Linked DNA regions of Homo sapiens: region 1 is linked to region 2. The links are chromatin loops, found by intact Hi-C in ENCODE. Cell type or tissue: heart left ventricle. All regions are shown on one strand. Each heading gives the region's core, and the rest is flanking DNA. Links, peaks and the distances in the headings are about the cores only.

Region 1 (11,322 bases), core at 5,300-7,799, 360 kb before region 2:
AGGAAAGGAAACCATCATCAAATATTTCTGCACTTAAGAGATGGTTTATCTCATCAAATGGGATAAATATATAAGTCTATCAGCTCTTCCTTCACCTCACAGACTTCATTACTCATCTTATACCCATCCTATGTTCTTGCACGTGAACTATTTCAAGTTTGCCCCCAGCAGTCTTGCTCTTTGCTGTTCCCTGTTGGAGACTCCCCACAAACTCCCAACTTAGGTTCAATCCATTTTTCCTGTTCAATTTGAATGTAGAATTCTCCTATGACCATTCAATAACACTTGTGAACAGGATGTGAACTGTTGTAGTAGGATCTGCAAACATGGCTGCCAATTCTTCCCATGTCTGCAGCTCTATGCCACTTCATTCTCAAGAGGAAGAGTCTACTTCCCTTCCTGCTGAATCTGGGCTGACCCTGTGTCTTCATTTGACTAGTAGAATATACAGAAAGTAAAAACATGTGATTCCAGAGGTAGATTTTAAGAACCCTTGAAGCTTCCATTGTTGAACTCTTGGGACCCAGCACCATGTAAAGAAGCTTGAGTTCCATTGACTCGCAGATCTTTTAGCCACACCGAATGAGTCACTAGATATGAAGATAAATCCATCTTAGTAGCTCAGCCCTGATCAAGCATCCTGTTGAATGCAGCTTTAGGAGTCAATATCATGTAGCGAATATCAGGAAGAGAAAACAAATCATGTAGATGAGCCCAGCCAATCTATAGAATCGTTAAAAAAGTCATTGCTATTTTAAGCCACTAAGTTTTGGGATTTCTTTTATGTAGCAATAGGTAACTAATACAATTACCAAATCTAAACATTATTCTACTTTCAGATACCTCCCTTACAGGAGGGGAAATAAAGTATGGCTGATGTATTTGTTGAAAATAATGGAGCCCTTCTCCAGTTTCTTCTAATTATTTCTGTCTACACTTGTTAGAGAAAAACAGTGCTGGGCTCTTGTTAAAGGTGGCAAGACTATTTAATTAGACTTACTGCAGTAAGTAAAGAGTCTCCAGTATAGACTGAGCCCCTGAGCTCAACTCCAACTAAGACAAAGATAACTGAGGTTTTTAAGGGGAGAACAGATAGGACACAAAAAAGGACTTACGGGGAAATAAAAAAGGAAAAATGGACTAGGGAGCCATGTGGAAGTGGAAAAACTACAGAAAGGGGTAGGTGGAGAATTACTGCGAATGGTTTGGCAAGATGGGTTGAAACAATGTATTTTTTATGATTTGGAAGTGCTGTACGTTCTTGGGTGAAGATTCGGTACAAGGCTGGGGTCACTGTTAGGGACATGGCTTCCACCCATGACAGGAGGAAGTCAAGCTAAAGTTTGGTCAAGTCTCTGAGCATAGTGTCTGGGGAAGTCTTTTGTGCCATGTGGGACTTTATGTTTTTACCCTTCTTGCAGGTGACCTCAGGTCCTTCTTCATTGGATGAGATACAGCATAAACTCTCAGCTTCCATTCCAATACATTCTTCACTGGGGCCAAACAGGTGTTGCCCTACTTAAATTTTCTACATATTTTAAGGTTTTCAGGTTGGCAGCTCCCATGGTTGACTCTTGGGATCCAGCACCATGTGAAGAAGTTTGAGCTCAGAGAGCCCCCAGATGTTTCAGTTACAGTGGATAAAGCACCAGATGTAAGAATGAAACTATCTTAAAATTTCAGACACCATCAAATACTCTGTTGAATGCAGTTGTGGGAGTGACCCCAGCCAATATCATAAAGGTATGGTTCTAGTTTTACTTACCTATCATCTATCAAAGGAGTTAGCAAAATATACCTATGGGCCAAATCCAGCCTACCTCCCTCTTCTTTTGGTAAATAAAGTTTTATTGAAACATAGCCATGACCATTGTTTTATGTGTCATCTATGGCTTGCTTCATATTACAATGACAGAGTGGAGTGGTGACAACGGAGACTATATGACTTACAATATCTAAAATATTTACTAGCTGGCCTTTTATAGAAAAATTTTGGTGAAATTTGCTTGTGAATAAATGAATAAAAAGTTTCTTTAAAAGGATAAATCACATTATGAATAAAGTATAGTGAATTATTCAGGGTAACTCTAGCTTCCATAAACCCCAATATTTTTATAATTTAAACAAAACTAAAGTTTCTCTGTTGTTCACGTAACAGTTAACAGGTTAGAAAAGCAGTCCCTCCTCATGCAGTAATTCAGGAAACCTGGTAAATGGAAATTCTTCAACGTGCAATTTCTGAGTAACCCTGGGTGAGAAATAATGTGCCCAGGAAGAAGAGTAGACAATGATATTTGGTGAACAGGTAGCAGATCCTTCCACAAATAGTTTATTACCACTGCTATAATTTTATTAACAATCATCCTCTTTATGCAAATGATTGTTCTAGTTAGTTTATTAAGCTACCACTTATTCACATGAATAATTCTAATAAAATTCTTCTACCAGACACCGAGGTGAGATAAATGACACTTTGGTAAGGATCATGACTTTGGTAAGGACTCAGGGAAGAAGGCAAATCACCTTTCGGTCATGGAGCATTTTGAAGGGAGAATAGTTTTCACATTGTGGGACTTCTGTTATTCAGAAAAAGGCTTAAGGCATTGAATTTTTTAGGATGTTGGGGAGATAAGTGACCAGAAAGGCGTAAAGGCAGACAGAAAAAGAAATGTGAGGTTCTGGAGGACAAGCTTTGCATCTTTGTCATTGGCTGCTCATGGCACAAGTTTTCAGGGAATGAACAGAGTGTTCTTGAGAGGTAGCATCTTGAGGCCACCCTGGAGCAGGAGCCAATTGCCTTTCAGGCAAAGTGACTCGCTTTCTTTTTGAACAGTTTCCAAAATAATATTAATAACAAAAATGATGGAGACAGTAGATTACAGAGCTCTAGAATTTCAGTGATAGAAATGAGAAAGCGATTAAATTGAAAATGTTTTCTTCTGGCAGATCAAGCTGTAGTTGTGTGGTTATAAATTCTGCATACTCATTGAGTCTTGGAACTCATGGAGATTGAGTCTTGGAGGAAAAATAAGCAAAAGAAAGATAAATTCGTTCCTTAAAAGACAAATTTCCTTAAAATTGTAATTTCAGGGGAAAATGTATGTCAGGTAAGAAATTAGTAATTTTGAAGAATCCTTCTATGTCTAGAAATTTAAGTTTCCCAATTGCTCCATGTACCAATTAGATATCTATTGAGCCAAAAACAGGAAAGCTAAGGTGTACTATAGTCTCTCAAGTAGTTCAGAAACACCAATTCACAGCCTAAGACAGTATATAATGAAGGAAAAATGTCTAGGACTCATTGCAGATATATGGTTCATTCTCTGGGGAAATTAGAGGATTAGCAAATCAGTTATCTATTGCTAAAATAATGCTGCATAGCAAACCATTCAAAAACTTAGTGGTTTAAAACAAAAATTATTTATTATTTCTCACAAGTTTATAGTTTGGCTAGTTGGTTATTTTCACCTAGGCCAGAAATATATGCTCTTGGTTTGGCTGATTCACACATCTTCAGTCAAATGGTAGGCCAGCTGGAGTTTGCTGTTCTAGAATGGCCTCAACCTGGATGATAAGGCTCTGCTCCATGTGGTCTGTCATCTTCCAACTGCTCTTGTGATCTCGTTCTTGTGAGGAAGACAAAGGAGCAAGAGAGAGAGGTCTTTGCTTAAAACTAGTATGCTGTTACTTGCATTACATTTTACTGGACAAAGTGAATCACAAGGTAGGCTAAGTTTCAAAGAATAGGAAAACAGACTCTACTTTTCGATGAGAGAAATTTTAAAGCCACCTGGAAAGGGTATGGATACAGGGAGATGTAGAGAATTAGGGCCATGTTTGCAAACAGTTTATTTCATTGAATTTTATCAAGGAAATCTTGGTAGAGGAAGGTACAACTTAGCTTGAGCTTTGAAAGTAAAGGAAAGAATAGGGGGCATTTTTTTAGGCAAGGATAACAACATAAATGAAGCCTGTAGTAGTAGTTTAATAGAAAGAAGGAGTTTGGTTCTACAGCGTGTGATACAAAATTAGGCATGTATTGAGCTGCTTCGGGGGGGCTAAACTGGCTTATATTTAGTATAAATCAGAATATCTGTACAGAATAGATCATAAATTCATCAATTAAGATATGGAAATATACTTATACGTGGTGTTTAAACTCCTGCATGATGGGATGTGTGCGTTTGTTTTTATTTGCCTTTTATGCCTGAGGACAATGCTGCTGTCTTCTTAAATTCAGCACCTATTGATTACCCCAGATAAAAAGTTCTCTTCACTAGCTCCATTTTATTTATGACTTATAGCAGGGTTACAGATTGTAAATACCCTTACACATTGTTTGAGAGCAGGGTGGTCAACCCTAATAGTCTATTTAAAATCTCAAAGGTTCAAAGAAGTATCTCTGAGAGTTGTGCAGAGATATAGTACAGGCTCTATTCCCGCCAGAAACGTGTACATGAAACTTAAAAAGGAAGGGGCTTCTCTATCTTAGAAATTCTCATACTTTTTGATCTTAGGACCTTCTTACATTGTTAGAAATTTGAGGATCCCAAAGAGTTTCTATTTCGGTTGGTTCTTTCTGTTGCTATTTACTGTATTTGAAATTAATATTGAGAAAATAAAAAATATGTATTTACTAATACATTACAAATAATAGTAATGGACAAAAGCAATTAATGAAAAATACTAAATTTATTTCCATAAATGACATATTTCTGTGAAAAGTAACTATTTTTTGAAACAAGGAAAGTGAGAAAACGTCATTGTTTCACATTTTTGAAAATCTTTTATGTCTGGCTTAATAGAAGACAATTTCTTTTATCTGCTTCTGCATTCAGTCTATTACAACATGTTATTTTGGATGAAACATATAAAGAAACTTTGGCTTCATGCAGATCTTTAGATGGAAGCGGGAGAAAACTGTAGGGTCTTAAGAACCGTATTTGGAAAACGCTTCTGTTTAAGAGCTCCATAAGATTTATCATGGCAGAAAAAATAAAAATTAAGAATGCAAAAAGAACATGTAACAAATTGTGATGTTTTTCTCCCCAAAGTAGGCTATTCATTGTGAATTTCCAAAAAAAAAAAAAGAACACCTATTTCCTCTAATTTATTAATTTGTTATAACAACAACAACAAAAAAAAATTATGATTTTTGGGCCAGTGCCCCAAATCTCTTAGTCATCATGCCAAAAATGCAACAAAATAGAATGTTAACCATGGGAAAAAGTTTCAAAGGATCTGACCAAATGCCCAGGATGAATTTGATAAAACGGTGACCTTACTCACATATAGCTTACTTAATAGTCAAGGGATTTTTTTTTTCACCGCTCAAAAAATTCCAGCCAATTTCACTGATATTCTTCCTTGTTCCAGAAACTTCCTCAAAGTTGACCTTTCATTCTCTGGTGACCTGGGCAAGAATTTCTCAGAAACCAAAAGCCTGGCTGTTCAGTTGGTTTGGGAGTGGCATTTCCTAAAGTTTTGATTGGAAAAGAAACCTGGAGTTCTAACAAATTCATTTTTAAAGAAATGAATTGAAGTTTCTTTGCCAAATGCCATATGCAAAGTTTATTACTAATTCTTAATAAACGTAATGCAATTGATAGAGAACGTGAAAGTGAATTATTAGTTCTGGTTTTAAAATCCCATTATATGATCTATATATTTCTGCTCCACTTTTAAAAGTTGCTAGTGATATTGGTATGCATCAAACCCTTGTGGTAGATTATACATGATCGAATAAATGATTTTAAATAACAAGAATTTTATAATCCAATTATAAAAATATACAATATTTAAAAATAAGACAAACGCAGAAGGAGAGATAATCACACAGTCTTCTCCAAAAGCTACCACTCTGTTTTTTTGCATTTAATTTTATTGGCATTATTAACAAAAACATACCTTACTCTGATTTACAACTTTACTTTTTGCTTTAGATATATGATGATTTTTTTCCCTTACATTAACCATAGACATAGTTTTTAGAAAAAAATGAAACAGACAACATATTTGAGGAGATGGGGGTCTATGTTTACATGTAAACAATGACTTAGAAAATTTGTAAAAAGTGACCTCAGAGGGACAAAGGGGAAACAAATCCCTTGGAAGCCTTGGATCCTCCCAGGCAGCTGTGGCTCTGTGTTTCCTTCCTATTAAGAGGGATGTGTGGTTTGTATTGTCCTCCTGGGAGAATAATTCTGTCATTTCCATTAGGAAGATGATTTATTGAGGGCAGTTCCTTTTTAAGATTGAACAGGAAAACCAGTGTTGCAACCTGATGGTGCTATTTCCTTTGTAAAACGCTTCAGTGCTGAAGTTGTAGCAATTACCTTGGCCTTGAACTGAATCACAGACACCTCTCTGATCCCTTCTGTAACCTTATCTGGTAACACACAACGGTAACCACTGTGTCCTCTTGGTTTGAGGTGGGTGAGAATCAGGGCATACAACTCCCAGATTTCTCATAAGAGGGCATCCAGCCCTGTAACAGATATCCCCCAAGGCCATCGTGGAGCAGCCGGGATGCTGCGTAGGGGTTACAAATGCAGATGCAGTTGTTAAAGGGAATTTGACTGCAGCTGGAAAATAATTTTCTAAGAAGGCATATGGCAAAACGTTTTGCTTCCGTGTACCAATATCTCTGCGTGCCTCCTTTATTCCTCATTGAACCTCGGGGAATATTTAATAGTTCAGTCCTTCTTTTAAAGGTATGGTGAAAGGCAGCATCACTGCATCCCAGCAGAGGGCAGTTTCCTCAAGCCTATAGTACACCATTGCAGGTCTCATTCATGCTCAGATGGTGGTTGTTCACACCTTGTTCTTAAGAAAAGTAAACTTGTATTCAGTGACCTAGTTACACAGCAGCTTGGGCTGTGCTAAACAGTCATTCATTCAGATACTTCCTTTAGAAAACTAAAGTGAATCCAGTTGCGGTTTGCAGAAACAAGCTCCACAATGAGAGTAAAGAGATCTGGGTACTGGTCTTGGATTTGTCACTAAATAGCCATTGTGCTGGTGACATTAAGCAAGTCACTTTAGCTCAATTCTGCATCTCTGGTGAGGGGTTTTGGACAGCATGACCTGAAGATTTTAGATACAGTAGAATTTTCACATAATACCTCTATAACCCTGATAAAAATATATTTCGTAGCTGAGGGTTTGGAGTTAAAGAAATAGAGATTCTTCTTTAAAGTAATGCTAATTCAGATAGTTTACCTGGTTTGCAATATAAGCTTTATAGGTTATCCCTCTTCTACAATTGCTGAACTAAACCATCTTATATATTAGGAAAACTCAATTGGGCATGACTGTGAGAGTGAGAAGAACAGATTTCTGGGCCTGTGTTGGCTTCTCTCTAGCTATATGACTTTAGGTGAATCACCCCAACCTTCTGATTTCCAGTTTTCTCATTAGCAAAATGAATGGGTTGAATTAGATCAATGTTTCCTCCAAAAGGACCTGTGATTAAATGAGTCTGGGGGAAAAGGAGGTAAAGATAAGCAGGGGTCTATACTGCATTGATTCTGAAACCATTTCCACAGAGTCATCCACCACAGATTTACTGGGAGCTGCCTGTCTGGTAAGACCTTTTCCAGGGTAACCTACTTTAAACAGTAAACAACTGTTCAGCCTGTCATTGACCAATCAGAATGAATGCTGGCTGCAACTCTGAAGTGGCTCTGAGACCCCCTCTACTAGTCTGTTCTCATGCTGCTGATAAAGACACACCCAAGACTGGGTAATTTATAAAGGAAAGAGGTTTAATTCTCACAGTTCTACATGACCGGGAAGGCCTCACAATCATGGCAGAAGTGAAGGAGGAGGAAAGTCATGTCTTACATGGTAGCAAGAAGAAGGGCTTGTGTAGTGGAACTCCCACTTATAAAATCATCAGATCTCATGAGACTTATTCACTACCACGAGAAGAGTATGGGGGAAACCACCCCCATGATTCAATTATCTCCACCTGGCCCCACCCTTCACACATGGGGATTATTACAGTTCAAGGTGAGATTTGGGTGGGGACACAGCCAAACCATATCACCCCCAAGTGGAATCTGGTATTTGTTTCTGGATCCTGGGGAGTCTGGATGCTCCTTCAGTGGTTACTTATCAGTCAGCATGGAAGTATGTCAATATTTTCACAACTGGTATGGCCCTACCTACCTGCACACTCTCACCCCTGTGCTGTCCGAGGTTGCAGTGCCTTCTCTAGCCTTGTCTCAGAATATATGATCCAGGACCAACAGCGGCAGCAGCCCTGAGAGCTTGTTAAAAATGCTAATTCCTGGATTCCACCCAGACCTTCTTAATCAGAATCTGCACTTCTGCAAGACCCCCAGGTGATTACTGTGTTCTTTACAATTTGAGAATCACTGGCATGCAAAACAGGTCTGGTTTATTTAAAATGCACAGGGCTGATTTGCTGATGTCTACAGGAGGGCAAATAGCTTGAGCCCAGGAGTTTGAGACCAGTCTGGGCAACGTGACAAACCCCCCTCTCTCCAAATATACTGGGTAAATCTGTGGTGGATGACTCTGTGGAAATGGTTTCAGAATCAACGCAGTATAGACCACTGCTTATTTTTACCTCCTTTCCCCCCAAACTCATTTAATCACAGGTCCTTTTGGAGGAAACATTGATCTAATTCAACCCATTCATTTTGCTAATGAGAAAACTGGAAATCAGAAGGTTGGGGTGATTCACCTAAAGTCAAATAGCTAGAGAGAAGCCAACCCAGGCCCAGAAATTAGCTGGGTATGGTGGCGCATGCCTGTGGTCCCAGCTACTTGGGAGGCTGAGGCAGGAGAATCACCTGAGCCCAGGGAGGTCAAGGCTGCAGTGAGCCATGATGGGGCCACTGCACTCCAGCCTGGGCAACAGAGTAAGACCCTGTTTCAAAAAAATAAATAAATAATAAAAAAATAAAGTGTAGTCTCTTTATGATGACTTGGCATAGAACCCTTTTATGATGGAATATATTGTGGGATGAGTGGTCAGTGAAATACATTTTGGAAAACATTGAACAAGATATCTGAAGTTCTCTCTAACTCTAAAATTCAATGATTCTGAGACAGTTAAATGTTCTCACATTTCTCATTTGTTCATAATATTCTTCAAATCAGTTCTACTATAAATTGGATTTACCATTGCCTTTGGGCACTCAAATGTCAATAAAGATTGGGGATATTTTTAGAACTTTGATTTTAATTTCTGAGATATTAAATTGATAAGGAAATGAAAATAATCTGGAACCCAGACAATATGTTTTGTAGGGGCCTAGAGTTTTTTAAAAAAATTATTTATATCTTATCATAGTTTATTTTTTACTGTAGTGAAATGCATATAACATAAAACTTACCATTTTAACCATGTTTAAATGTATAATTCAGTGACAATATGTACATTTACCATGGTGTGTGATAATCACTGGTCTCTATTTCCGGAGCTTTTTCATGATCACAACTGAAATTCTGTACGCATTAAACAATAAATCCCCATTCCCCCCACTTCAGCCTGTGGTAACCTCCATTCTACTTTCTGTCTTTGTGAATTTCACCATTCTAGGTACCTCATATGAATGAAGTTATACAATATTGTGTCTGCCATCTCATTTAGCATAATGCTTTCAAAGTTATCTATATTGTAACATGCATCAGGATTTCATTCTTGTACGTGGCTAGATAATACTTCATTTTATGTGTATACCGCGTGTTGTTTATTCATTCGTCTGTTGATAGATACTTGGGTTTCTAACTGGCTATTGTGAATAATACTGCTACAAACATTGGTCTGTTTGAGCCTCTGTTTTAATTCTTTGGGGTCTATGTCTAGTCATGGAATTGCTGGATCATGTGGTAATTCTATGTGGAGACTCTGAACTGTTTTCTATGGTGGCTGCAGCATGTTACATTCTCACCAACGATCCACAAGGATTACAATTTCACCACACCCTTACCATGAAAGTGTTTAAAGAAAACGTTTATTTGATCCATTCTTGCTTGAGATTTGTTTTTGCAAGTGTTCACTGAAAAGAAAAGGATCAGTAGATCTGGCTAAGTCCAATGACTCATTTCCCTATTGGATGGCAGGCTGGCAGAGCATCCCCTTCTTTGTTTTCTATGCTCTGGCTGCTTACTGTGCACCCTCAGCTGCGTCTCTGTTTCCCTGTGGTCTTGATTACCCAGGAAAGTTAGCTCTAAGGAGCAGATCCATATCTTCTAATAATTTGGAGGTTTCTAAGTGGGTTCTTGATCAGCTCCAGGCTCTATCCTCTCAAATTCAAAGTCTAGAAATTTGTTCTCCATAGCTAGCTTTGAAATCACGGCTGAGCCATTCAACCCTCATGGATTTCAGTCTTCTCAGTCATAAAATGATCTCAAAGTTTACTTCCTCTCAGGTGGAGCCTGCTACATAATTTGTGGGGGAAAATGCAAAATTAACACGCAGTGCCCTTTCTTCAAAAAGCAAATAAAGGAAGTGTGGTTAAAGGAACTTTGGGAGCTCATTATAAAGGCAAATGCTCATGTTTCCCTGCAGCCCTGCCTTCCCAAGGGGGTTTGACAGAATAGGTTTGGGGTGAGGCCAAGGGATTTGTATATTTAATAAGAATTCCAGGTGATTCTGATTCGAATGGTTGGCATAACAGTGGATTCACACTTAATTCAGCATAGGGTTTTGGAATTTATATTTTAGCAAAACTGGACCAAAACCTTAATATAAAGCCTTTTCATGTAAAAATATTTTATTTATAACATGCAATAAGGGCAATAGTAATAAATGAGTAAACATAAACTTATAAATGCAAACAGTAATATTTTTGGTGACAACAGAATATGTTATAAAACTTTATTGGTGGGATATAATGATTCATTGCATAATTTTTCTGGCTTGCTTATCTGGGAATTTATTTATTGGTACAACACAATTTATACTTTTAATGAATTTATTTTCTGATAAATTATTTCAAAATATAAATTTTAGTACATCTAGAGCTAAAGAATCTCGGGGAACGGTTTTTTCAAAAAGATTTAACTTTTCATACAAATCAGTTTTGTAGAAATATGAATTAAATGCACATTTATATAGTGGCATTTAATGTTTCCTCTGACATTTCTGTATTTTAGGGAGGTCATACAAGAAACTGAAAGTGGTTCATGATTTGTTTAGAATTGGATATATTTGTTTATACATTCTATCACTTTATCTTCAGTTACAAGTTAAATTAGATTTAAAATTTTCATTCTCACTAATAATTTATCTGAAGTATCACATGAAAAGAATGCTCTTTTCCATCAATTGCAACAATTTTTAGT
Region 2 (11,322 bases), core at 3,191-5,690:
CAAAGGGATGGGATTACAGACATAAGCCATCATGCCCAGCCTAATTCATTTATTTTTATCATGTTTATAGAGGTATTTTGAATCTCTTTGTCATACTTTGTTTACTTACCTTGATTTCCATTGCTTTTCATTAATACAAACTATTTTCTGTTCATCTAGTAAAATAATTTGGTTGATTCTACTACGTAACTTTACTTATTTGTGTTACACTTTCTATATCCATACTTTTAAAGATGAATTTTAAAATACATACATTATTAATAAACTATAAGGTAAATTTAAACATATCTATTTTACTCTTGAATGATGTGACAAAATGAGTATAGATTTTTTAGACCCACCCAGCTTATTTATATCATTTTGATGATTAATACTTATATAGGCTTATCAAAAATCTTCCTTGATTTTTTTTCACCATTAATTCTTGTAGACTACATCTTTGTGGGTTTAATTTACTTTTCGCCCAAGAACACGCTTTTGTACTTCCTTCAGTGACCCAATAGTAATCAAAGTCCAGCCACAGGAGAGGAAGTAATATGTTCACTTTACAATTCTTCCCCTGAAACACACACACACACACACATACACACCCACACACACACCAATTAAAAAGTAAGATATTACCTGTAAGTTAATGACCTTTATCAATGTTTAAAGGGGCCCTTGAAACTAAACCCCTCCAAGAAAATATAAATGAGTGGATGTTTTTGATAAAAATTTTGCTAAATAATCATAAATCTCATAGAGAGGGTTAATTTCAGAACATTGAAACCATATAAAGCAAATTTATAACATTAGATAGAAAGTAACAAAGTACGTTTACAATAACAGAAATATATCTCTTACAAGAGCTCATAAAGAATGCAGAAAGAAATCTACAACAAATTGAATGAAAAGAGCAATTTTTCTGTTTCTCATTTTTCTAAAACATTAAGCATTTTCATAAAACATATAATTAAACAGCAGTACCTACTTATATTTTCACGCTGCATTTTTATTTTATTATTCTTTTATTTGATTATACCTTTTATTTTAATGTAAATTATTATCCTATAAGTGGTTCTCCATTCTAGCTATGTCTGAAATGCAGAAATATGTATCATTGTTGCGATGTCAAATTGATTTTATAATTGTTTTGCTTAATTCTTTGTAGCTTAAAGAGCTTCTTGTTAGTCTACTACTCTGCATTCAGTTGAATTGAAATTAACACAGTTCTGTAGTTAAAATTATTCAAACAATTATATCTGTTTGTTGTTAATTATATGGATACAAAGAGGTCCATATGTCATTTTTAGCTTTAAGGTTCCAATCAAGAAAGAGCAAGATGTATGACTACTTAAGATGAAGGACATACTATTGTTAATGAATAAACATGAAAGGATAACTTGTTTTCCAAGTATTGATATCTACATTTTATAAAGCCAACCCAGGTAGATGGGTATTGTTACATATGTCTAATTATATTATCAAAGCTGCTGAGTTCACTCATTTAAAAAATTATGAACACTCAGAGTGTTCCTGCTATGACTAATTTCTACTTTGTTTAAATAGAATAAAACTTAGGTAAGTGAGAAACATGAGAATTATCCTCATTACTTTCTATCTCTTACCACTCAAATCTAAATGATCCCTAAGTTAGGTCTGCTTTAGAATGTGTCAAACATATATATGACTTGCACAGGAAGTAGAATATTATCTTCTTTCAATTCATCATAAAACATATGAAAGTATTCCTCCACAATCCTTGCATCTCTAAGGTACCCTCTATCCCATCCTACATCTATTCTTAACAATTTTTAAAATGCAAACTTAATTAGTTCCCTTTCTTGCCCTCAAGACATAATAATTTCTCTCAAGAAGATCCTTTATCACACTAGATTTTAATTACCTGTCTGTCTACTCCATTATATTTGCAGTTAAAGTGTCTACTTTCTTGCTGGTCCTTTATACCTTTGGAGTCAGCACACTGGCTTCCATATCTTAGATCTCAATAAACAGTTTTGAATTACTGAGTGTACTGATTGCCTTGAAATTGCAGATGGCTTTAGTAAACCACTTTGTGTTTGTGTGTGTAGATTACAGCAAAGCTTTCTGCTTTCCTTTCTTGCTCTGATACCCTCAAAATTATACTCTGTTCCTGGGATTCCAGAGTCTTCTGCCACAACCAAGGTATGATAAAGCCTCCTGGCACTTGGTCATTTTACAGAGTTTTATAGCAATGCAAATCTGTTGGGTTTCAGTAAAATTTCCTACTTTTCATTGGATTAACCCAAGTCTGAGTTTAGAGATAGATTCAAGCAATAGACTCTGTATTGTATCTAGAATTTCTCTTCCTTTCGAATATCAATGCCTTCCCGTCAAGGTGCACTTGTTGTAAGTAGGCTCTTACCAGTTAGGATGTGGATTTTCCTGGAGGCACTTTACTTCCTAAAAAGAAAAGGAAATATCTGACAACCAATAATGGTACATTTCACTCGCATCTGTGTGAAGAGACCACCAAACAGGTTTTGTGTGAGCAACAAGGCTGTTTATTTCACCTGGGTGCAGGCGGGCTGAGTCTGAAAAGAGAGTCAGCAAAGGGAGATAGGGGTGGGATAGGTTGAGATAGCCGTTTTATAGGATTTGGGTAGGTAAAGGAAAATTACAGTCAAAGTGGGGGGTTGTTCTCTGGCTGGCAGGAGTGGGGGTCACAAGGTGCTCAGTAGGGGAGCTTTTGAGCCAGGATGAGCCGGGAGAAGGAATTTCACAAGATAATGTCATCAGTTAAGGCAGGAACAGGCCATTTTCACTTCTTTTGCGGTGGAATGTCATCAGTTAAGGCAGAAACTGGCCATCTGGATGTGTATGTGCAGGTCACAGGGGATATGATGGCTTAGCTTGGGCTCAGAGGCCTGACATTCCTGTCTTCTTATATTAATAAGAAAAATAAAACGAAATAGTGGTAAAGTGTTGGGACGGCAAAAAATTTTTGGGGGTGGTATGGAGAGATAATGGGCGATGTTTCTCAGGGCTGCTTCGAGCAGGATTAGGGGCGGCGTGGGAACCTAGAGTGGGAGAGATTAAGCTGAAGGAAGATTTTGTGGTAAGGGGTGATATTGTGGGGTTGTTAGAAGAAACATTTGTCATGTAGAATTATTGGTGATGGCCTGGATATGGTTTTGTATGAATTGAAAAACTAAATGGAATAAGAGAAGGAGAAAAGCAGGTATTAAAGGACTAAGAATTGGGAGGACCTAGGACATCTAATTAGAGAGTGCCTAAGGAGGTTCAGCATAGCCTTGCCAGCAAAGATTATTTATTTACTTTAAGAGTTAAGAGTGGCGGTTTGGGGATAGCACGAGGAGATCAGCTGTGATGGCTTAGAGAAACGGTGTAAACCGGCAGTGTAAACAAGAGCAGGGCATTTATGAGTAGTTGAGAATGGTGAATAGGAGTATGACTAGACAGAAGATAGTAGGGATGACAAGTTTTTTGGGGCGCAGTCTAGGTTGATCTGGTGTCTGGGATGAGACTGGGGCCTAATAAAAAGCGTCTATACATGAGCTGAAATGGGCTGTACCTTGTAGCATTCCGAGGACAGGCCTGAATTCTGAGAAGGGAGAGTGGTAAAAGTATTGTCCAGTCCTTTTTAAGTTGGTGGCTGAGCTTGGTGAGGTGCGTTTTTAAAAGACCTTTAGTCCGTTCTGCTTTTCCTTAAGACTGAGGAGTGTAAGGGATATAAAGGTTTTACTGAATACCAAGAGCCTGAAAAACTGCTTGGCTGATTTGACTAATAAAGGCCGGTCTGATATCGGACTATATAGAGGTGGGAAGGCCAAACCGAGGAATTATGTCTGACAGAAGGGAAGAAATGACTGCGGTGACCTTCTCAGATCCTGTGGGAAAGGCCTCTACCTATCCAGTGAAAGTGTCTACCTAGACTAAGAGGTATTTTAGTTTCCTGACTCGGGGCATGTTGAGTAAAGCTAATTTGCCAGTCCTGGGTGGGGCAAATCCTCGAGCTTGTTGTGTAGGGAAGGGAGGGGGCCTGAATAATCCCTGAGGGGTAGTAGAATAGCAGCTGGAACACTGAGAAGTGATTTCCTTGAGGATAGATTTCCACAATGGAAAGGAAATGAGAGGTTCTAAGAGGCGGGCTAGTGGCTTGCACTATAGCATAGCCTGCCTTTGCTGGTGTGTGGCGATTAGGCCTGGTGGAACTGCCATCAATAAACCAAGTGTGATCAGGGTGAGGAACAGGAAAGAAGGAAATATGGGGAAATGGGGTGAATGTCAGGTGGATCAGAGAGATACAGTCATGGGGGTCAGGTGTGGTATCCGGAATACTGTGGGAGGCCGAATTGAAGTCCGGGCCAGGAACAATGGTAATTGTGGGAGACTCAACAAACAGTGAGTACAGCTGAAGGAGCTGGGGAGCAGAAAGTATATGCATCAGGTGTGAGGAAGTAAATAGATTTTGGAAGTTATGAGAACTGTAGAGAGTGAGTTGAGCATAGTTTGTGATTTTTAGGGCCTCTAAAATTATTAAAGCAGCGGCAGCCACTGCACGCAGACCTGAGGGCTAGGCTAAAACAGTAAGGTCAAGTTGTTTGGACAGAAAGGCTACAGGGCGCGGTCCCGGCTCTTGTGTAAGAATTCTGACCGCACTAACCATGCCTAGGAAGGAAAGGAGTTGTTTTGTGGAAGGGATTGAGGTTTGGGAGATTAGTCAGACATGATCAGCAGTGAGAGCACGTGTGTTTTTATGAGAATTACGCCAAGATAGGTAACAGATGAGGAAGAAATTTGGGCTTGACTGAAGTAATGGCGGCTGTCTGTGAAGCCTTGAGGCAGTACAGCCCAGGTAATTTGCTGAGCCTGATGGGTGTCAGGGTCAGTCCAAGTGAAAGCAAAGAGAGGCTGGGATGAAGGGTGCAAAGGAATAGTAAAGAAAGCATGTTTGAGATCCAGAACAGAATAATGGGTTGTGGAGGGAGGTATTGAGGATAGGAGAGTACATGGGTTTGGCACCATGTGGTGGATAGGCAAAACAATTTGGTTGATAAGGCACAGATCCTGAACTAACCTGTAAGACTTGTCCAGTTTTTGGACAGGTAAAATGGGGGAATTGTAAGGAGAGTTTATAGGCTTTAAAAGGCCATGCTGTAGCAGGTGAGTGATAACAGGCTTTAATCCTTTTAAAGCGTGCTGTGGGATGGGATATTGGTATTGAGTGGAGGGGTAAAGGGTGATTAGGTTTTAATGAGATGGTAAGGGGTGCATGATCAGTCACCAAGGAGGGAGTAGAGGTATCTTATACTTGTGGGTTAAGGTGGGATGCAAGAGGAGGATGCAAAGGAGGCTTTGGATTGGGAAGAAGGGCGGCAGTGAGATGTGGCTATAGTCTAGGAATAGTCAGGGAAGCAGATAAGTGTCTCCACCTAATAAGGGAACTGGGCAGGTGGAGATAACTAAAAGGAGTGCTTAAAAGAGTATTGTCTAAGTTGGCACCAGAGTTGGGGAGTTTTAAGAGGTTTAGAAACCTGGCTGTCAATACCTGCAACAGTTATGGAGGCAAGGGAAACAGGCCCTTGAAAAGAAGGTAATGTGGAGTGGGTAGCCTCCGTATTGATTAAGAAGGGGACGGACTTACCTTCCACTGTGAGAGTTACCTAGAGCGTCTGTGATGGTCTTGTAGGCTTCCGAGGCGATCCGGCAACATCAGTCTTCAGCCGCTAAGCCAAGAAGATCTGGGAAGGAGTCAATCAGAGAGCCTTGGGCCAGAGTTCCAGGGGCTGTGGAAGTGGCTGCCAGGTGAGTTGAACAGTCCGATTTTCAGTGGGGTCCTACACAGATGGGACACAGCTTAGGAGGAATCCTGGGCTGTGGGCATTCCTTGGCCTAGTGGCCAGATTTCTGGCACTTGTAGCAAGCTCCTGGGGGAGGAGGTTCTGGAGGAACCCCTGGCAGCTGCGGTTTGGGCGTTTGGAGTTCTTGTGTGCTGGAGATGTGGCTGGGGTTTGTCTCACAGTGGAGGCAAGAAATTGCAACTCAGAAATACATTGCTACTTGGCTGCCTCTACTCTATTATTGTATAACTTGAAGGTGAGGTTAATTAAGTCCTGTTGTGAGGTTTGAGGGCCGGAATTTAATTTTTGGAGTTTTATTTAATGTCAGGAGCGGATTGGGTAATAAAATGTATATTGAGAATAAGACGGCCTTTTGACATTTTAGGGTCTTGGGCTGTAAAGCGTCTCAGGGTTGCTGCCGAACGAGCCATGAACTGGGCTGGGTTTTTCATATTTGATGAAAGAGCCTAAATGCTAACTGATTTGGGAGAGGTCGGATAAAGAAAAAGAAGCATTAACCTTGACTATGCCTTTAGCTCCAGCCTCCTTTTTAAGAGGAAATTGCTGGTCAGGTGGAGGAGGGCTAGTCGCGTCGCGGAACGAAACTATAAGCCGGACTGGGTGTGAGGAGGGGAGGTGATAAAAGGATTATAGGGTGGGGGAGCAGAGGCTGAGGAAGAATTGGGACCTGGCTTGACCTGGCTTGGCCTGGCGAGGAGCAGCCTGGGGAGGAGGAGAGAGGTCAGATGGGTCTGTAGAAAAGGAAGATTAGAAAGACTCAGCGACGCTTGGGGTTGGGACTGAGAGGACAGGCGGGAGGGAAAGAAGGAGGATTTGGGATGAGTCACATTGGGAACAGAGAGTACGGAGAGAACAATGTGTAAAAGAATGCCTGGACGTCAGGCACCTCAGACCATTTGCCCATTTTACGACAAGAATTATCGAGATCTTGTGGGATGGAAAAATCGAAAGTGCCGTTCTGTGGCTATTTTAGAGCCTTTGTCAAGTTTGTATTGGGGCCAAGCGGTGTTGCAGAATAAAATAAGATGCTTAGATTTTAGGTCAGGCGAGAGTTGAAGAGGTTTTAAGTTCTTAAGAACACAGGCTAAGAGAGAAGAAGGAGGAATGGAGGGTGGAAGGTTGCCCATAGTGAAGGAGGCAAGTTTAAAGAGAAGGGTAGAGACACGGAGAAGGGGGTGGGGAGCAGCCCTGGGCTGCAACGTGGGTGAGCAGCCAAAGCAGGCGTCCTTGCAATTGACTTGCCACCAAGGGAACATGGGCGAATGATCAAGGAAGGCACCCCTGCGGAGATCAGACACCAGTGGAACGTGGGTGAATAATCCAAGAGGCATCTCGGCGATGATTAAACACCAAGGTAAGGCTGTCTTCCCGAGTCCGTGACCGGCGCCGGAGTTTTGGGTCCACAGATAAAATGTGTCTCCTTTGTCTCTACCCGAAAATGAAAGGAACTGAAATTAACAGAAGGGAGAGATTGAAGTGTGGCGCCAAGCTTGAAAGGAGAAAGAGGTTGAGGGATAGTGAGGGAGGTTGGAGAAGAGAGTAAAAAGAGGCCGCTTACTGGATTTGAAATTGGTGAGATGTTCCTTGGGCTGGTCAGTCTGAGGACCTGAGGTTGTAGGTGGATCTTTCTCATGGAGCAAAGAGTAGGACAGGGGATTGATCTCCCAAGGGAGGTCCCCTGATCCCAGTCACGGCACCAAATTTCACTCGCGTCCGTGTGAAGAGACCACCAAACAGGATTTGTGTGAGCAACAAGGCTGTTTATTTCACCTGGATGCAGGCGGGCTGAGTCTGAAAAGAGAGTCAGTGAAGGGAGATAGGGGTGGTGCCGTTTTATAGGATTTGGGTAGGTAAAGGAAAATTAGTCAAAGGGGGTTGTTCTCTGGCTGGCAGGAGTGGGAGGTCACAAGGTGCTCAGTAGGGGAGCTTTTGAGCCAGGATGAGCCAGGAGAAGGAATTTCACAAGATAATGTCATCAGTTAAGGCAGGAACAGGCCATTTTCACTTCTTTTGTGGTGGAATGTCATCAGTTAAGGCAGGAACCGGCCATCTGGATGTGTATGTGCAGGTCACAGGGGATATGATGGCTTAGCTTGGGCTCAAGGCCTGACAGGACACATAAATATGATTTTCAGGAAGAAAGTCATCAAATTTTAAATCACCCCTGAACCATGGAAGGCAAAAACTCTGGCCTTAATGTTTTAGGAAATAAACAAATAGTTTCTTAATATGCTGCTGAATATAAAATTATTTTTATTTTCTTTTTTTTCCATTCTAATCTTTAAATTTTTCTCCTTTTGCCCAAAAAGTTAACAAAGACAAATTATAAATCTTTGCATATACAAAAGGCTATCAAAATGATGGAAAAAAGGATCTCATCATTTAAGTTTTCATGATTTATGAAATATTTCAAAGATTTGCAAATAACTGACATTGTTATAATCCATAAAATAGTGTAATGCTAAAACTAGAAACCACAGAGTAATACTGTCCAGGTATGAATTCTGTATGTGCTACTTATTCATTGGTGACCTTTGACAATGTATAGCATCTCTCTAGACTCCATTTTACTCATCTGTAAAATGAAGGGTATCTTTCACATAGAGTACTCATAAGAATTAAATGCATTATAGAACAATGAAGGAAACATAGTAAATTCAATATAAGTGTTAAATAAACAGGTTCAGTGGCATTCATGTACCTGCCACCTACCCTAATTTATCCTATTTTCACATATTTGCTTTAGATTTTCTGAGCATAAAACATTACAAATATTGTTTTAGTTAATGAATTGCTTCATAATATATCGCTCCCAAAATAAGTGATGTAAAACCATAACATTTATTTTCTCACAGTTTCTGAGGCTCAGGAATTTAGGAGTTGCCTAGTGGGATGCTTCTGGCTTGAAGTCTCTCACAAGTTTGCGGCCAGAGGTGCAGTCATCTGAAACTTTCACTGGGGTTGGGAAATCGAGCTTCAAGTTTGCTCACTCACATGACTTAGCTAGGAAGCCTTAGTTTCTCCCCACATGGATCTCTCAATAGGGCTGCCTGGGTGTCCTCACAAGTCAGCTGGCTTTCTCTCCAAGTGAGTGCTCTGAGAGACAAGATGAAAACTACAAATATCTTGTATGGCTTATCTTTCTGTGTCACATCTATCATTTCAACAATGTTTTATTCCTAAGGAGTCAGTAAGGACAATCAGATTCAAGGGGAGAAAATTAACTCTGTCATTTGATGAGAAAGCATCAAATAATTTGTAAACATGTTTCAAACCACTATAAATACAATTGAGCCTCCTATTCCATCCTGACCATCCATTTCCTTTACCTCCTTCTGTAGAAGTGAGTGCTATCCTGAAGTTGATATGAGTTGCATAATCTCCCAAATCAAGCTGGGTACAGGTGACATATATGCCCAAGATGCAAATTCCCTACTGTATCTGATTGTGAGTGCCTTACACAGCCAGAGCTATTGCTGCAAATTGAGACTAGCCTCTTCTATTAGCCTGGGTATGCAGTACAATATCATTAAGTGTATCATGAAATATTAAGGTTTATCATATGTGCTATGACATAAAAACCATTTTTAAAGAAATAAATAGTTCCAGTGATCCCTGAAGCCAGAAACATTGCATCTTTAGCCCTTAAGAGAGACAGAGAGAGCAGGAAGAGTGGCAGCTTGGAGACTGTAGGTGGGAGGAAAAGGAATTGCCAGTTCAGTAAACTTTGTCAATGCATTATTCTCCCACTTCAGACTTCCGAGGGCCACATTAAATTTCATGGCATTTAAAAATACGTTTTTTAAAACAAAAAAAGTTCTATCCTAGAACTTTATTGTTGTGGTGTTACAACTTAAAGAACCAGAGAACCAGATCATCTTAAGGTAAACAACATTCTTTTGAGAAAGACACATGATGATGGGAACAAGGAACTAATTAATCTTGAGATTTAAATCAAGGAAAGAGCAATGGGTATGGTTTCTGTCACAAGGAACTGACAGGAAGTACATAGATAAGAAGGCTACTACATTTTTGACGGAAGTATATTGTGATTTTGTTGATGATTCCTGGTTGATAACTCCCATAGCCCCTTTTATACCCTTCTATTATAATGCTGGGGCACTTTAGGCCTCAGGAGCAGACCTCATGGAACAGAAACTCTCTTTCTCTCTCTGAAATTCTCCTGTCCTTCTTCCACAGGCAAGACTCTAATCTGATTGTAGTTCAAAATATTCTCATTCCATCAGGGCATGGTGGCTCACACCTGTAATCCCAGCATTTTGGGAGGCCAAGGCGGGCGGATCACTTGAGGTCAAGAGATCGAGACCATCCTGGCTAACATGGTGAAACCCCATGTCTACTAAAAAATACGAAAATTACCTGGGTGTGGTGGTGTGTGTGTGCCTGTAGTCTCGGCTACTCGGGAGGCTGAGGCAAGAGAATCGCTTGAATCCAGGAGAATCGCTTGAATCCAGGAGGCAGAGGTTGCAGTGAGCCAAGATCGTGCCACTGCACTCCAGCCTGGCAACAAAGAAAGACTCTGTCTCAAAAAAAAGAAAAAAAAAAAGTTCTCATTCCAAAGAAGGTCCCTGCTCCTACCCTAGAAGAAAGAATGCTACACAAAGAGGCCAAGAAAAGTCTGAAGAGACAAGCCTCATTGGGTTTAGATTATGTGTTATTTGTCCAGTCACATTTCTACACGGTTGTCAATTGTGACTATGTAATGAAGCCTCCATAAAACCCCAAAAGGATGGGGTTCAGGGAGCCTCCAGATAGATGAACATGTGGAGGTTCCTAGAGGGTGGCAAGCCCAGGGAGGGCATGGAAGCTCCATACCCCTTCCCCCATACCTCACCCTATGCATCTCTTCATCTGTATCCTTTGTAATTTCCTCTATAATAAACTAGTAAAGAGAAGTATTTTCCTAAGTTCTGTAAGCCACTCTAGCGAATTAATTGAGCCCAAAGAGGGGATTTTGGAAGGCCCAACTTGAAGCCAGTTGGTTGGAATTTCTGGAGGCTTAGATTTGTGACTGGTGTCTGAAATCAAGAGAAGTTTAGGGGACTGAGTACTCAACATGTGAGATCTGACAGGTAGATAGTGTTGGAGTTAATTGGAGGATACCCACTTGGTATCCACTGAGGAGTTGCTTGGTGGGGGGAAAAGCTCCCTCCGCTCACATTTGGTCACAGAAGCCTTCTTTTTTGATGTTTGCTGTGGGTGAGAGGAGATGAAAAACATAGTTTGAGAGTTGTTTCTAAACAATTGTCAAGGAGATCTGGCTGTTTCACATCTAAAGCAAGACTTGGGTTTCCATTATCATGAGATGGTCACCTTCTAAGGAATTCCCATTTCAGATGTGGACAGGCAGATTCACGGACAAGGAGTACCTTATCAGAACCTAGGGTTTACATGGACATGTGTAAGGGAGATTTTTCCCCAGAAAAAGAGACAAAGGTCCAATCAAGAATCT

Evidence for each region. Hi-C counts contacts between places; a loop is a spot of excess contacts. Peaks named below come from ENCODE experiments on the same cell type or tissue, not always from the same donor. Only the 100,000 strongest peaks of a DNase experiment are listed, where the experiment ranks them.
Region 1: it touches region 2 in a loop (5-fold over the local background); 2 of 110 quality-filtered maps call a loop at or near these places.

What each region holds. Positions count from the first base shown.
Region 1 is chr21:28,517,580-28,528,901 of GRCh38, reverse strand. No RefSeq gene overlaps it. Among named protein-coding and RNA genes, the nearest start is that of LINC00161, 16 kb to the left of the region's middle. In heart left ventricle, for the core only: a CTCF peak has its summit at 6,744 (motif pointing right); no DNase peak of the experiment used is centred there; H3K27ac peaks cover 2,044 bases.
Region 2 is chr21:28,158,073-28,169,394 of GRCh38, reverse strand. It overlaps LINC01695 (long intergenic non-protein coding RNA 1695), which reads left to right. Exons shown (of 6, transcript NR_126012.1): 5 at 5,678-5,793. Among named protein-coding and RNA genes, the nearest start is that of LINC01695, 65 kb to the left of the region's middle. In heart left ventricle, for the core only: no CTCF peak of the experiment used is centred there; no DNase peak of the experiment used is centred there; H3K27ac peaks cover 1,116 bases.